2 separate regions of the Homo sapiens genome follow, and region 2 is linked to region 1. Evidence: chromatin loops called from intact Hi-C (ENCODE). Cell type or tissue: A673. All regions are shown on one strand. Each heading gives the region's core, and the rest is flanking DNA. Links, peaks and the distances in the headings are about the cores only. Region 1 has its middle 24 kb from the start of LINC01504. Region 2 has its middle 32 kb from the start of ANXA1.

Region 1 (7,322 bases), core at 2,429-4,928:
GACCAACTTGGTCAACATAGTGAGACCCCATCTCCACAAAAAATAAAAAGTTAGTGTGGTGGTGCACACATTTAGTCCTAGCTACTCAGGAGGCTGAGATGGGAGGATCACTTGAGCCCAGGAGTTTAAGGCTGCAGTGAGCTATGATCATGCCACTGCACTCCAGCCTGGGTGACAGAGAGAGACTCTATCTCTAAAATAAAACAAAATAGGCAAAGGATTTCAACATAAATTTCTCTGAAAAAATGATAAGCAAATGGCCAATAAGTACATGAAAAGATGCTCAATATCATTGGTCATTAAAGAAATACAAATCAAAACCACCAAGAGATACCACTTCACATCCCTAGGATGACTATAATTAAAAAAAAAAAAAAGCCCAGTGGCTCATGTCTGTAATCCCAGCACTTTTGGGAGGCTGAGCCAGGCAGATCACCTGGCGTTAACAGTGACCTTGAGCAGCATTGGTAGTGGTTTTGGCAGCATCGCTGGGAGTGCAGCCTTCTGAATTTCTGCTCAGCAGAACCAGCAGGTCCCACAGCAGCAGCAGTCCCATCTCTAGCAGTTGAACACCAAGTGTGGGGTTATGAGCTCCAGCTCACAGCTTCATCATCACTTTCCTTCTTTTGCTCCTTCAGCCTTTTCCCTTTGGAGCCAATGTGCTGCATTAAGTCCCTCTCTCTTGACATCTCTACAGCAGTGTCTATTTTTCTGACCAGACACTCTACAATACACTTCCTTTTTAAACTATAAGTTTCAGCCTAAAGCAGGACCAGATGACATCTGGGGAAAAGCAAAGTTAAATCAAGTTCAACATTTTAATTTGTTTTGGAGTAGATATTCTAATTTATGAATTAACTATGTTTGCCTTGTAAAGTGACAGTAGGTCTCGATGTTGTGTAAGAGTGAGCTGTTAAGTCATGGGCCTACCAAGGGCTAGGAAAATCACCTTTATGGAATAATTTTACAGGAATAGTGGGAGGCTACTTTAAAATTGTGTTTTGATTGTGTCATGAGCCATGCTTTTGTAACATACTGTTTATATATGTAGACATGTGTGTTGAAGAAGTGGTCTGTCTTAATGATCAAAGTGAGAGAGCAGAGTCTAAGAGTGTGTAGTCACCAGGCTCTAAGATGGCCCCCAATGGCCTCTTTGTATTCATGAGCTTGTAAAATGCCCTCCCATATTGAATAGGGCTGACTTGTGTAATTGATAGGATATTCTGGGGGGAAAAATACACTGCAGCTTCTGCCTTGCTCTCTTGTGGATCCCTGGCTCTGAAGAAGGTCAGCTGCCTCATCATGAAGACTTTCAAGTAGGTTACGGAGATGTCCATTTGATAACAAAGTGAGGCCTCCTGCCAATCGTCATGTGAGTGAGATCCTCCAGCTTCTGTAGAGACAATGACAGCCCTGGCAAACATCTTAAAGAGATCTCGAACCAAAATCACCCAGCTAAGTTCCCCTTGGATTCCCGATCCACAGATAGTATGTGAGATAATAAATGATTATTGTTTTAGGTCTCTGAATTTTGAGCTAATTTGTTATGCAGCAGTAGCTAACTAATACAGGATAAGAGAAGAGAGGCATTGGCTCTAGGTATAGGAGACAGAGCAGAGCACACAAGGATTAGGTCCTGGCCCTGCCACATGGTGGCTATTGATCCGATTCACATCTATACAAACTGGTAAATTGAGTGTACCTGGTGAGCCCTATGGGATAGCCTGCTGTAAGTGATAATGTCAAGGGAGACCTTGATGCACTCTAGACAAGTAGAGAGGTGGATCAAGCTTATATCGGAGACTATCTTCAGAGTCCTTCTGCTACTTTGTAACTCCTCCCTGACTCCCAAGAGACATTTCGACTTACCCTCTCCTGGTGTACTGCTGCTCCTCCTTTCTTTATCTAGCTTGATAAACCACTTCACATCAACACACTCTGAGAGTTGGCTGTGAGCAAGGCCCTCAAAGATCAACAAACCACTATTCCTCTCCTGAAAGAGCCTTCCATTTATAGACTACTTTGTGTTGGGAATATATTGCATTTGCCTCTAAACTCAAAGTTAGAGGTTAATTGCAGTCTCTTTCAGCGGGACCTGAGATTCTGCATCTCCAGGAAGCTCCCAGGTGATGTTGCTCCTCCTGGTCCTGAGACCACACTATGAGTACAAGGAACTAAGGGACTCTGCAGGTGTAGGAATAAAAGATAGAACAGGGTACCCAACAAATGCATGCACTCTCAGGATGAAGGGAATTCAGTGACTCAAATCAAACTGCGTGTATAGATTCTGGTTCAACTTAGGTCCAAGATTTGTCACAGCCACCATGAATAAAACCTGCAGCATGACTTGGTCTTGTGTGTCCCTTGCCTGGGAGGCTTTCACAGAGAAATAGGTAGGATAACAAGGGGGCAAAAAAAGTTCCATTTTGTTCAGTGCATAGATCAAATATTCCAGGTTGGAAAGGACTTTCAAAGTCTTCTTCAGTCACCTAACCTGTGGTTGAATCACCCCCATGTCATCCCTACCAAGTCATTGTTCAAGCTGTGTTCAGATACTTGCAGTGATGATAAACTCACCCTTCCCAAGACAGTCCATTTCTTGTTTGGGCAGCTGTGATTGCAGAAAATTCTGTAGAACAAATAACATTGTTTTGTCTCCAAGTTACCAATGACTTTCTGAATGTTACCTTTAGAGTCATTTAAAACACATTTGTAGGCCTTTATATATTGAAAGATGGCTCCCTAATCTGTATCAAATTTTCCTTTCTACAGGTTAAATATCACCAGTTTCTTTACCTGATGCTGCTTTGTCATGCAGCTTGGTCTCAGATGATTCTTAGATGGTCCCAATGAACATATTCCAGTGTTTTCATTGGAAAGAAGAGACTCTAGATGAAGCGGGGATACAAGCAAAATTTAAAGGCAATTTTCTAGCCATAATGAGAGATATGTGTTTAAAATTCAGGATACTGAGTTCTAGAGGGTTCTAGCCACATTGGGTGAGGGCCATGCTTACTCTACACTCCCACGAAGTATACTTAGCTTTAGGCTCCTTTTACCTGAAATATGTAGGCCCAGGTGACCTCTTCTCTCAGGTAACTGTTTCTCAAAACCATGTCCTCAGAACACCTGGATTAGAATCACCTGGGGTCCTCTTAGAAATGCTGATTCATGAGTCTCACCTTAGTCCTATGAAATCAACAGCTTTTGTGGTAGGGACAGCGGAAGCTACTTTATTTTTTCTTGAGACAGAGGCTCGCTCTGTCCCCCAGGCTGGCGTGCAGTGGCGAGATCTCGGCTCATTGCAAGCTCCACTTCCCAGGTTCCGTCATTCTCCTGCCTCAGCCTCCCCAGTAGCTGGGACTACAGACGCCCGCCACCACGCCCGGCTAATTTTTTGTATTTTTAGTAGAGACGGGGTTTCACCGTGTTAGCCAGGATGGTCTGGATCTCCTGACCTTGTGATCTGCCCGCCTCGGCCTCCCAAAGTGCTGGGATTACAGGCAAGAGCCACGCGCCCGGCCAGAAGTTACATTTAAACAAACTGCCCAGGTGGTTCTGCTGAATATGAAGGGGGAGAACCATGGTTCTAGCCTGTACTCTCGGATCTCTGCTTGTCTTGCTCTTTATTGCACCAACTGAATGGGAATAATAGGAAAGCTCAACAAAGAAAAATGTCAACTGCTTCAGGAATTCTAAGAGGGAGAGCGAGGAACAGAAAAAGAAGGAGAACAAAAAGGAGGAGGAAAAGAAAAACTTTCATTCCTTTTCTTATAACCCAAGATCCCCCTTCCCTAATGTTGTAGCTCCTGCAGGTACTTAAAATTTGGCCTCAGCTGCAGCAGCCTGCGGGTGTTGGCGTAAAGGACCTCGCGCTCCCTCTAGAGGCCGACAGTAATAAGGGCAGGGAGAACTGAAGGGTAGTTGAAAGTGAGGTGAAAAGAGACGCTTGTTAACTAACTCCCTTGGCATCATTCACTCTACAGTCTTCTAGCACATCAGTTCTCAAAGTGTGGCCTGGGGAACCCAAAGAAGGGTCCACAAAGTCAAAACTATTTTCATGATAATATAAAAATTTGCCTTTTTTATTCTCATTATGAATATAGAGATTTCCAGAGGCCACATGACATGCTGCACTCCCAACAGATGGAATATAGAAGCAGATATGAGAATCCAAGCTTTTTTTTTATTAAACCAGGCATTAAAGTTATTTAAAAACAATGTAGCTGAGCGCGGTGGCTCATGCCTGTAATCCCAGCACTTTGGGAGGCCAAGGAGGGTGGATCATTTGAGGTCAGGAGTTCGAGACCAGCCTGACCACATGGTGAAACCCCGTCTCTACTAAAAACACACAAAAAATTAGCCGTGCATGGTAGTGCATGCCTGTAGTTCCAGCTACTCAGGAGGCTGAGGCAGGAGAATAGCTTGAACCTGGGAGGTGGAGGTTGCAGTGAGCCAAGATCACACCACTACACTCCAGCCTGGGTGACAGAGTAAGACTCTGTCACAAAAAATAAATAAATAAATAAAAAATAACAGAAAAAAAAGCTGCTGTTCTAGTTTTTTGAAAATATAGCTATTTCTCATTTTTAAAAAATGTTATTTATATTAACATATAATAGGTTTGTTATTACTTTTAAGTGAATGAATTAAACTTTTTGTTTTAACTTCTAATACAGTAAATATCTAAATATAATCGACATGAACAAAAACTCTGGGCTCCTCAATAATTTATTTTTTTGAGACGGAGTCTCTGTCGCCCAGGCTGGAGTGCAGTGGTGTGATCTTGGCTCACTGCAAGCTCCACCTCCCGGGTTCACGCCATTCTCCTGCCTCAGCCTCCCAAGTAGCTGGGACTATAGGCGCCTGCCACCACACCTGGCTAATTTCTTTGTATTTTTAGTAGAGATGGGGTTTCACCATGTTAGTCAGGATGGTCTCGATCTTCTGACCTTATGATTCACCCGCCTCAGCCTCCCAAAGTGCTGGGATTACAGGCGTGAGCCACCGCACCCGGCTCCTCAATAATTTTTAAGAGAGGTGAGGGGTTCTAAGTTTAAAAAGTCTGAGAATCACTGTCTTCAAACTTGGCTGCCCATTGGAATCAACATAGGAAGCTTGAAAAAAATACTGGTGCCTGGATTCCACGCCCAGAGATCCCTATATAATTGTTCTGGTGTTTAGCCAGGGTATTGAGAAGTTTTTAAGCTCTCAGGTGGTTCTAATGAGCAGCCAAGGCTAAGAACCACAGCGCTCGTCTAAGGATATTATGGATGTCAAAACAAACACGGCCATGGCTAAGGATGGAGAAAGCAAATATGGTCCATAACAGCAAATACAGACAGAAGAGCAGGAAAGAGTGGACTATCATGTTACCCCAAAAGTACAACAGGACAAAGGAGATATTTTGTAGCTCTAGTAATCAGACAAAAAGTTTTTCTCCTGCCAAGGATGTTGGATTTATTCATACACCACTGCTTCACCAGCTGGGGAAAAGGAAACTAGGTTAAAATGCCACCTAGGTGAGGATTTGAGCAGTTTGGGAGACATAAAGTAATAAAATCTGTCCACACAGCCAGACCTCAAACATAGGAATCAAACCAAAGAAATATGCAGAATGCTCTTCTGGTTCCAAAGAGTCCTGGTGAAAGCTAGGGGTGTGGGTTAGGGAGGGAGATTCAGACCCATCAGGAAACCCACCAGGGTGTGAGGGACACAGGTGAATTTTTATAGCCTCCAGCCTCTCTCAGAGGATCAATTCTTAGCATGACAAGCAGGTGCCAGGGGTGGAGGAAGTAGAGCTAAGTCCTTGGGCTTCAACTGGGTCCAGAGCTACGAAAGTGAAAGGGGTGATGATCAGACAACAGCTTTCAAACTGAAAGAGCTATCAAGCTTTCAGATAACCTGCTGCCCTTCAAAAACTTAAATGTTGCATTAGGATTTTCTACTCAGATGTTACGCCCAGATTAGGCTTTGAAACTAAACATTCAATTCAGTTAAACAATCAGCTGTACACTAATTTACAATCATGGCAGCTACTATGAAGATGGTCTGTCTCTGGGTGGAAAGAAGATAAAAGAAAAGAGAAGCTCATAACAATAGTGATAACTAATATTTATTGAGTATTTACTATACCAGGTAATGTATTAAGAACTTTATATGCAGTCTGGGCACAGTGGCTCATGCCTGTAATCCCAGCACTTTGGGAGGCCGAGGCGGGAGGATCATGAGCTCAGGAGATAGAGACTATACTGGTCAACATGGGGAAACCCCGTCTCTACTAAAAATACAAAAATTAGCTAGGCGTGGTGTTGCGTGCCTGTAATCCCAGCTGAGGCAGGAGAATCGCTTGAACCTGGGAGGCAGAGGTTGCAGTGAGCCGAGATTGCACTGCTGCACTCCAGCCTGGTGACAGAGCGAGACACCATCTCAAAAAAAAAAAAAAAAGAACTTTATATGCGTTATCTCATTTAATCCTCTCAAGAACTTGGTGGCTAGGAAATTGAGGCTAGGTGGCAGCTTGCCTACAAGATGACCACAAAGAATCTTGTTTCCCTGGAATTCACACCTTCACATAGCCTCTTCCACATTGAATCAGGTCTGGTCTGTGTGATCAATGGTATATGAAAGAAGTGACAGTGTGTGACTTCCAAGGCCACATCATAAAATGCATTGTGTATTCCATTTTTATCTCTTGGATCACTTGTTTTGGAGGAAGCTGGCCGCTGTATTGCTAGGACAATCAAACAGCCCTGTGGAGAGGCTCATGTGGAGAGGAGCTGAGGCCTAAGGCCAAAAGCCAACATTAACTTGCTAGCCACATTAGTGAGTCACCTTAGAGAGGGATCCCCCAGCCTCAGACAAGCCTTCAGATGATCACAGCCCCTGCAAACATCTAACAGCTACCTATGAAAAACCTAGAGCCATAACTGCCCAGACAAGCTGCTCCCAAATTCCTGACCCACAAGAACTTTTTTCTTTTTCAGCGTTCCTGAGAGAACTGAGCCCACACTGCCCATGGCAGTAACCCTGATAATGTACCCTTCCTTATATTGATTTTCTCCTTCCCTGCTCATTCTTCCAGTTCCCTTTCTCCTGTTTCCTGGGATCGCCTCCCATGTTCTACACCTGAGTTCTTTTCTCAGGCTCTGTTTTTGGGGAGAACCCAAACTAACACAAACATCATGAGAAGTGTGCCTTTTTAACAGATTCAGATGATCTCCTGCTAAAAGCGTATTAAACAAGGAGTTTAAATTTAGAGAACGAGTTCATCCCTATAAGGTTTTGTTGTTGTTGCTGTTTTTCCTGGCTACCAAGAAAAT
Region 2 (7,322 bases), core at 2,313-4,812, 900 kb before region 1:
CTTTGATTCTCACAATACTTGCTTTATATATTTAAGAGCTCCAGTGTTGGGTGCAGATATATTTACAATTGTTATATCTTCTTGCTGAATTATCTTTATATAATAATCTTCTTTGTCTATTTTTATGTTTGACTAAAAGACTATTTTTTTCTGATAAGAGTGTAGTTACTTCTGCATATTTTTGGTTTTCATTTGTGTGGAATATTTTTTCCATCCCTTTTCTTTCAGTCTATGTATGTCTTTACAGGTTTAAATGAATTTTTTGTAGATGGCATATAGATGTGTCTTGGTTTTTTGTGTGTTTTATTTATTTATGTTTTTATCCATTCAGCAAGTCCATATCTTTTAATTGAGGAATTTAAAACATGTGATTTAAGGTTGTTATTGATAGGTGAGGACTTGTTCCTATCACTTTGTTCATTGTTTTCTGATCGTTTTGTATATTCTGTTTCCTTTTGTCTCTTCCATTGTTTACCCTATGAGTTGTTGGGCTTTTTTTGTGATAACATTTGACTCCTTTCTTCTTCTCATTTGTGTATCAGCTCTACAAATTAGTTATATACTTTCTTTGTTATGTTGATGATAAATATTATCCTTTCATTTTCAAATGTAGAACTCATTTAGGCATTTCTTGTAGGGTCAGTCTAGTGGTGATGAATTCCCTCAGGGTTTGCTTGTCTGGAAAAGATTTTATTTGTCTTTCATTTTTGAAGGACAGCTTTTTTGGGTGTAGTATTCTTGGTCATTGGGGTTTGGGGTTTTTAATACTTTGAATATATCATCCCATTCTCTTCTGGCCTGTAAGATTTATGCAAGAAGTTTGCTGTTAATCTGATGAGAATTCCCTTACATGTAACTTGGTATTTTTTCTGTTTTTAGAATCTATTTCTGTCTTCTTTTGAGAGTTTGACAATAATATGCCTAGGAGAATATCTTTTTGAGTTGAATCTATTTGGTTATCTTTGAATATCCTGTACCTGAATATCTACATATCCTGTAAGACTTGGAAAGTTTTCATCTATTTTTTGCTAAATAGTTTTTAAATGTCCTCGGCTATCTCTTCTTCTAGAAATTCCAAACTTCAAATATCTGATTACTTTATGGTGTCCCATATGTGACATAGGCTTTCATTCTTTTTATTATTTATTTATGGGTTTTACTGGGTTATTTCAAATGACCTGTCTTCACGTTCAGAAATTCTTCCTTCTGCTTGATCTAGTCTATTGTTGTGGCTCTTGATTGTATTTCTTATTTCTTAGCTTGGACTCTTCAGTTCCAGGATTTCTATTTATTTCTCTTTAATATCTATCTTTTTGTTGAATTTCTCTTTCAGAATATATATGTATTTTTCTGATCACTCTGTATTGTTTATCTGTATTCTCTTATATCTCTTTGAGTTTTTGAGTTTCTTTAATATCATTATTTTGAATTCTTTCTCAGGTATTTTATGTGTGTGTGTGTGTGTGTGTGTGTGTAAATTGTTGGTATCTGTTACTAGAGAATTATTGTATTCCTATTGGAGTGTAATGTTTCCTTGTTTTATCATGCTTCTTTGTGTCATTGATATCTGTGTATCTGATCTAACTGTCACGTCTTCCAACTTTATTGATTGGCTTTTATTTTTTTTAAATAGAAGTATCTATAGTGTTGGTTGAGTAAGGTGTTTTGGCTCTGATTCTGGTGAATGCAGTAGTGTAGTCTCTGATTTCTTTGGCTATAATCAGTGTTAGTGGTGTCTGTGAGTTTCTCAGTGACTTAGGCTACAGCTGCAAGTGGATGCTTTGGTGAGCCTTTACTGGGGATGGAGACACCAGGTGAGGCAGTCCTCAGGCACCAGTGGTGGCAACAGCTGGCGGGGGGGGGGGCTGGTTCTTGGGACTTCAGGCAGTATACATGGGTGTTGGTGGTAGTGGGTCGAGGAGGGCCAGTCCTCAGGCTTCCAGGCAGTTTTCTTAGTAGTGGCGGTGGGCTGGGCAGGTGGGTAGGTCCCTGGGTCCTCAGGTAGTGTGTGTGGGGTTGGCAGTGGGCAGAAAGGGTCTTTCCTCAGGATCCTTAAGGTGTACATGGGTGCTGGCAATGGCAGTGTATTAGTCTGTTCTCATGCTGCTAATAAAGACATACCCAAGACTGGGTAATTTATAATAAAGAGGCTTAATTGACTCACAATTCCACGTGGCTGGAGAGGTCTCACAATCATGGTGGAAGGTGAAGGAGGAACAAAGTCACGTCTTACATGGCAGCAGGCAAAAAGAGCATGTGTGGGGAACTTCCCTTTATAAAACCATCAGATCTTGTGAGACGTACTCACTGTCATGAGAACAGCATGGGAAAGACTCTTCCACATGACTCAATTACCTCCCACCTGGATCCCTCCCATGCCACATGGGAATTATGGGAGCTACAATTCAAGATGAGATTTGGGTGAGGACACAGCCAAACCATATCAAGTGGGCAGGTTGATCTGTCCCCAGGCCCCAGAATGATGTGTGTTGGCACTGGTGGTGGTGCTGATGGTGGCAGTGGGCATCATGTGTCTTTCCTCAGGCCCCAGAACCAGTCTTTAGGTCCTCTGAAGGCATATGCAGTTGCAAAGTATTCTTGCCACTGAAGGGGATAGTTGCTGTCAGTGGCAGTGGCAGCCATCTCTCAGGCTCTGAGGAGTGCACACTTCTGATCTCTTTGTCCTGGGGCAGCCTCCCTAGTGTGCCTCACCACACATTCCTTGGGGTGTAGGACACTGTGTTGGCTAAAATGCTGGAAACCCTGTCTCACTGCCTGGTCTAACCAGCATTGTGCTGCTGCAGCCCTCTAGGTGAATGCGGAGGGATGTCAATGGTTCTCCAGGGATGTGGGGATGTATGGGACTGTTGGGCCTGAGGGAAGAAATGCAGTCTAGTGGGATCTGAGTTCTCAAACTGATGCCATGGTGCCAACTTCTTGGGTCTCAGTGGGTGAGTGTGACTCAGCATTAATTCCCTCTTTGGAGTAATGCCATTGTGTGGACTCCAGATGAATTCCAGTCTTCTCTTTTAGATGTTCTATTCGATGGATGTGCAGTTATGTACTGCATTGGTTGTTCTTTGTGGAGGGGACGAGTGCCAGGCACCTTTATTCAGCCATATTGAAGCCCCTCCCATCCATTAATACTATGCAAGGTAAATCCAAATTATCTTTCTGGTGCTTTATTTCAAATAAATATTATAAATATATTATATAAAATCATTCTATATTTCCACAGTGTATATATGTGTGTGTGTGTATATATACTATATATATACACATATATATAATATATACTTCTTACCCATTGTTGACAATTTTAGTTATTTTATATTCTTTAAATTTTTTCCCCAATATTTTTCATGCCTAGGGCTTATGGGTCCTAGGTTAGATTTCAGACCTTGTGAAGCAACAGAACATGCTTTTACATTTTACTTTTACATTTTGTAATACAGTACTTTTTCATTTTTTAATTATTTGTATACACTTAGAAGGAAGTTTTAAAACATTACCACTAGATGGCAGAAAAGATCAAAAGTTGGATGAAACCAGAGGCAAACATTTTCATGAGTGATCATTTAAAATAAATATTTTTATCTTTTATTATAAATTGACAATTTATGATTATATAAATTTATGGAGTACAAAGTGATGTTATGGTTTATGAATACAATGTGGTATAGTTAAATTAAGCTAATTTATATATCCATTACCTCAAACAATATTTTTTTGTGGTGAGAACATTTGCAATTTAAATTTTAAAATGTACAATTCTGTATTATTAACTACATTTCTCATTCTATGTCATAAAACTCAAAAGAATTTTTTCTCTTTTCTGAGATGTTGTACCATCTGACCATCATCTTCCCATTCCTCCCACTCACTGGTCTCTGTAACCACCATTCTGCTCTCTGCTTCTGTGAGTTAAATTGTTTTGGACTCCACATGTAAGTTAGAACATGTGGTATTTGTCTTTGTTTCTGGCTTATTTCACTTAGCATAGTGTTCTCCAATTTCATCTATGTTGCCACACATGAGAAAATATCCTTCTTTTTTAAGGTTGAATATGCACTTGATTGTGCATATGTACCACATTTTCTTTATCCACCCACCTGTGCCTGGTCACTGAGGTTGATTAAAAAACTTGGCTATTGTGAACAGTGCTGCAATGAACATAGGAGTGTAGACATCTCTTTAACAAACTGACTTCAATTTTTGGGGGTGCATACCCAAAAGTGAAATTTTCGGATGATATGGTAATTCTTGTTTTTGAGGAACCTCCACCAGTTTTTTACAATACCTTTATTAATTTAAATTTCCATCAACAGTGTACAAGAGTTGAAATTGTACATTTAAAATAATTATAAATTATATTGCCAAATACTATAGCTAATGCATATCAAAAAATATGCTGACATACTTGGGAAATCTATGGAAATACTGAAGCCAACAGATTAAAAATTTCAGCCTAGTAACGCTATGCCTGTTTGTATCACAGTTGTGTCTTTTACAGCTCCCTAGAGAAAAACTTACAAGCTTTCTACAGGATATGAGAATCATGTTGAAAATATTATAGTTCATTTCTGTTCTTTCTGTCAGAAAATATGTTCTCCAAAAAGTGCAATAGATAAATTTCTTTATTTAGTATTCTAGCATTCTTTATTCCAACACTTTCCTCATTTTTCTAGAATAATTGGCTAATATCAAACATTATTAAGACAGTACGTCATCATTCTATAGTAAATATATTTACTAGCCAAGTTTTTCTATTTAAAATAATTTCATGGTTCTTAATTTTTATGCCACCATTTTATTGGAGAAAGGTTATACTGTTCTTCACTGTCAAATATGAGTAGTTATGATAGGATATTTTAGTTATCAAGGCTTTGCACTCTGAACAACACCATTTAGGCCCTTTAATCAAAACTCAAAGGATACTTTTAACGTCCACATAGACATACTCACCTCCTACCACAGAAGTAGGATAGTTTGGTGAAGAACCCAGTGAATCAGAAATTCCTCCTCTCAGCTCTGTTTTGATGTTATTTTTCACTAAACAGCCCTCATGATGATTTACCCATTATTTCACTGAAGAGGGTAATGCTGTCCTTAGCTTACGGTGGCAGCAGAAGCCATGGACATATATTAGATCAGATGCTATTTATTTTTGTTTTTATTTTTTGCAGATGGAAAATTCTTAAATGTTTTAAATGAAGGCTGAAGAGAACCAGTAAAGAAAGATTTAAAGTATGAAGGAGCAATAATATGCCCCCACCAATGTCTTTTCCTACTAAACTCATCAAAACAAGTCACAGAGAAACAATGGGCAAAATGTATTCACTTTTTAAAAATCTTCACTTAATACATGGTTTTGTTGCAGTGTTCTTTTATATAGGAAGTCAAATTTGTAACTTTTAAAAATAAATGAGATTTTTGTTTATTTGTTGTCTCGAAAACGTTTACAAAACTCACTGAAAGCATAAACAAAGATTTTTTTTGTACATTTAAAATAATTTTAGAAAAACTATCACATATGACTAGGACATACATTTACTATGAATCACAGCTTATATGTACAGCAAATGTACAATCCTTTTAATTTGTCTTCAGTTAATCTGACCTTTCTAATCTCCCTAGTTTTCATACACTAGAAATAAAAATAACTTTGTGTCTTACCTTATTTAAGATCTGATGATGACTGTCCTTCTTGGAATAATAGCAGTCTCTCACATCCCAGTTAACCAAATACAGACTTTGGCCTCCAATATCAAGGATCCCCCAAGTGGAGAAGAGATGTTAACAAGCAAACAGTGGAGTCAGAAGACACTGGGCCAGAGATGTCAACCCTTAAACTCTACAATGATATCCGTCCCCCTGTACACACTTCCCAGCCAGGGAAGGAAGAGGTGGAAGAGAAATTGAAAACTAAGCTTTATTTTTCTAAACAGATGAAATTGAAAACTAAGCTTTGTTTTACTAAACAAATTGAGAAATAATAAAAGGTAAATTAACAGAGCTGACATGGTGGCGCATACCTGTAACTCCAGCTATTCAGGAGCCTGAGATGGGAAGATCACTTGGACCCAGGAGTTTGAGACCAGCCTGGGCAACATAGTGAGTCCCCATCTCTACCAAAAAAATTAGAAATTAGCTGGGCATGGTGGTGCATGCCTGTAGTTCCAAATACTCAGGAGGTTAAGGTGGAAGGATTGCTTGAGCCCAGGAGTTTGAGGCTGCAGTGAGTTATGATTGTGCCACTGCCGTCCAGCCTGGGTGACAGAGCAAGACCCAATCTTAAATATGTAAATAAATAAGTAGTACATTATCAGATCAGACTAAAAGTCATACCAGATGGCAATAAAAGTTAATGTCTCCCCTCCTTGAGTGTGAGTATTCATTAAGGAGAATAGATTATTTTTAAGCAAAAAAAGAAACTATATTCAAGGCCATCTTCATGGATGTACAATCTGCACAAGCTCACAGGGTCCTATGCTCAGAACAGCCCCATATTTGATTTAATAATCTACTCTCATCTTCTTGAAATTAGTAATTTTTTGATAGGGGCCCCCTTATTTTTATTTTGCATTGTCCCCACAAGTTATGTAGCCATGCTTGACTATATTTTCTTGTTTATTTTTCTTGCTTTTTTCAAATTATGATGTGAGTTCAACTTGTTATCCCACTAAACACAAGCCAAAACCTTGTATTATTTCTCCCTCCCTTTCTTCTTTCTTTTTCTCTTGAGAATTAACATACAATTTAGTTTTCTCTATGTAGACAGATTTTGTGTGTGCTTCTTTGACACTTTTCTTCTATAGTAATACATTTAGAAAGACTAATCTAAAAGAAAGATACATAGATGATAGATAAAACAGGATAAAGATAGTTAAAGTATAAAGTTGAGGCATTTGAAATCAACAGCTGGTTTGCATTCTGCCAACATGGAGTTTCCAACAGTCACAATCTCCATGAAAATGGAATGACAATAATCATTTCCAGTTAGACCCCAGAGACTAAAAGTGTATTTCCATTAGTCTAGCCAAAACCAGTCTGCTCTCCAGATGGGCTGTTCGGTTGATGACTCAGCTTGGGGATAAACCTGAGTTTTTTATAGACTCCATAGCTGGGTCCTAAAAAAAAAAAGTAAAATTATTAATATGCAGATATATGAATGACATTTTCATTTCCTTTCTTTTCTCTCATATCAATTTTTTGCATTCTACTCTGCTCTTTTTCACAGACACATTCTTTACTCCCACATTGGAGTCATTTGTAGTTCCGTTATGCAGAAAAGAACAGCCTATAAATAAACTTTCTACTAC

What was found. Hi-C counts contacts between places; a loop is a spot of excess contacts. Peaks named below come from ENCODE experiments on the same cell type or tissue, not always from the same donor. Only the 100,000 strongest peaks of a DNase experiment are listed, where the experiment ranks them.
Region 2: a loop joins it to region 1, with 6 times the contacts of the local background. A loop is called at or near these places in 15 of 110 quality-filtered maps.

Annotation. Positions count from the first base shown.
Region 1 is chr9:72,277,666-72,284,987 of GRCh38, reverse strand. No RefSeq gene overlaps it. Among named protein-coding and RNA genes, the nearest start is that of LINC01504, 24 kb to the left of the region's middle. In A673, for the core only: a CTCF peak has its summit at 3,884 (motif pointing left); a DNase peak (open chromatin) is centred at 3,867.
Region 2 is chr9:73,180,306-73,187,627 of GRCh38, reverse strand. No RefSeq gene overlaps it. Among named protein-coding and RNA genes, the nearest start is that of ANXA1, 32 kb to the right of the region's middle. In A673, for the core only: a CTCF peak has its summit at 3,498 (motif pointing right); a DNase peak (open chromatin) is centred at 3,517; H3K27ac peaks cover 182 bases.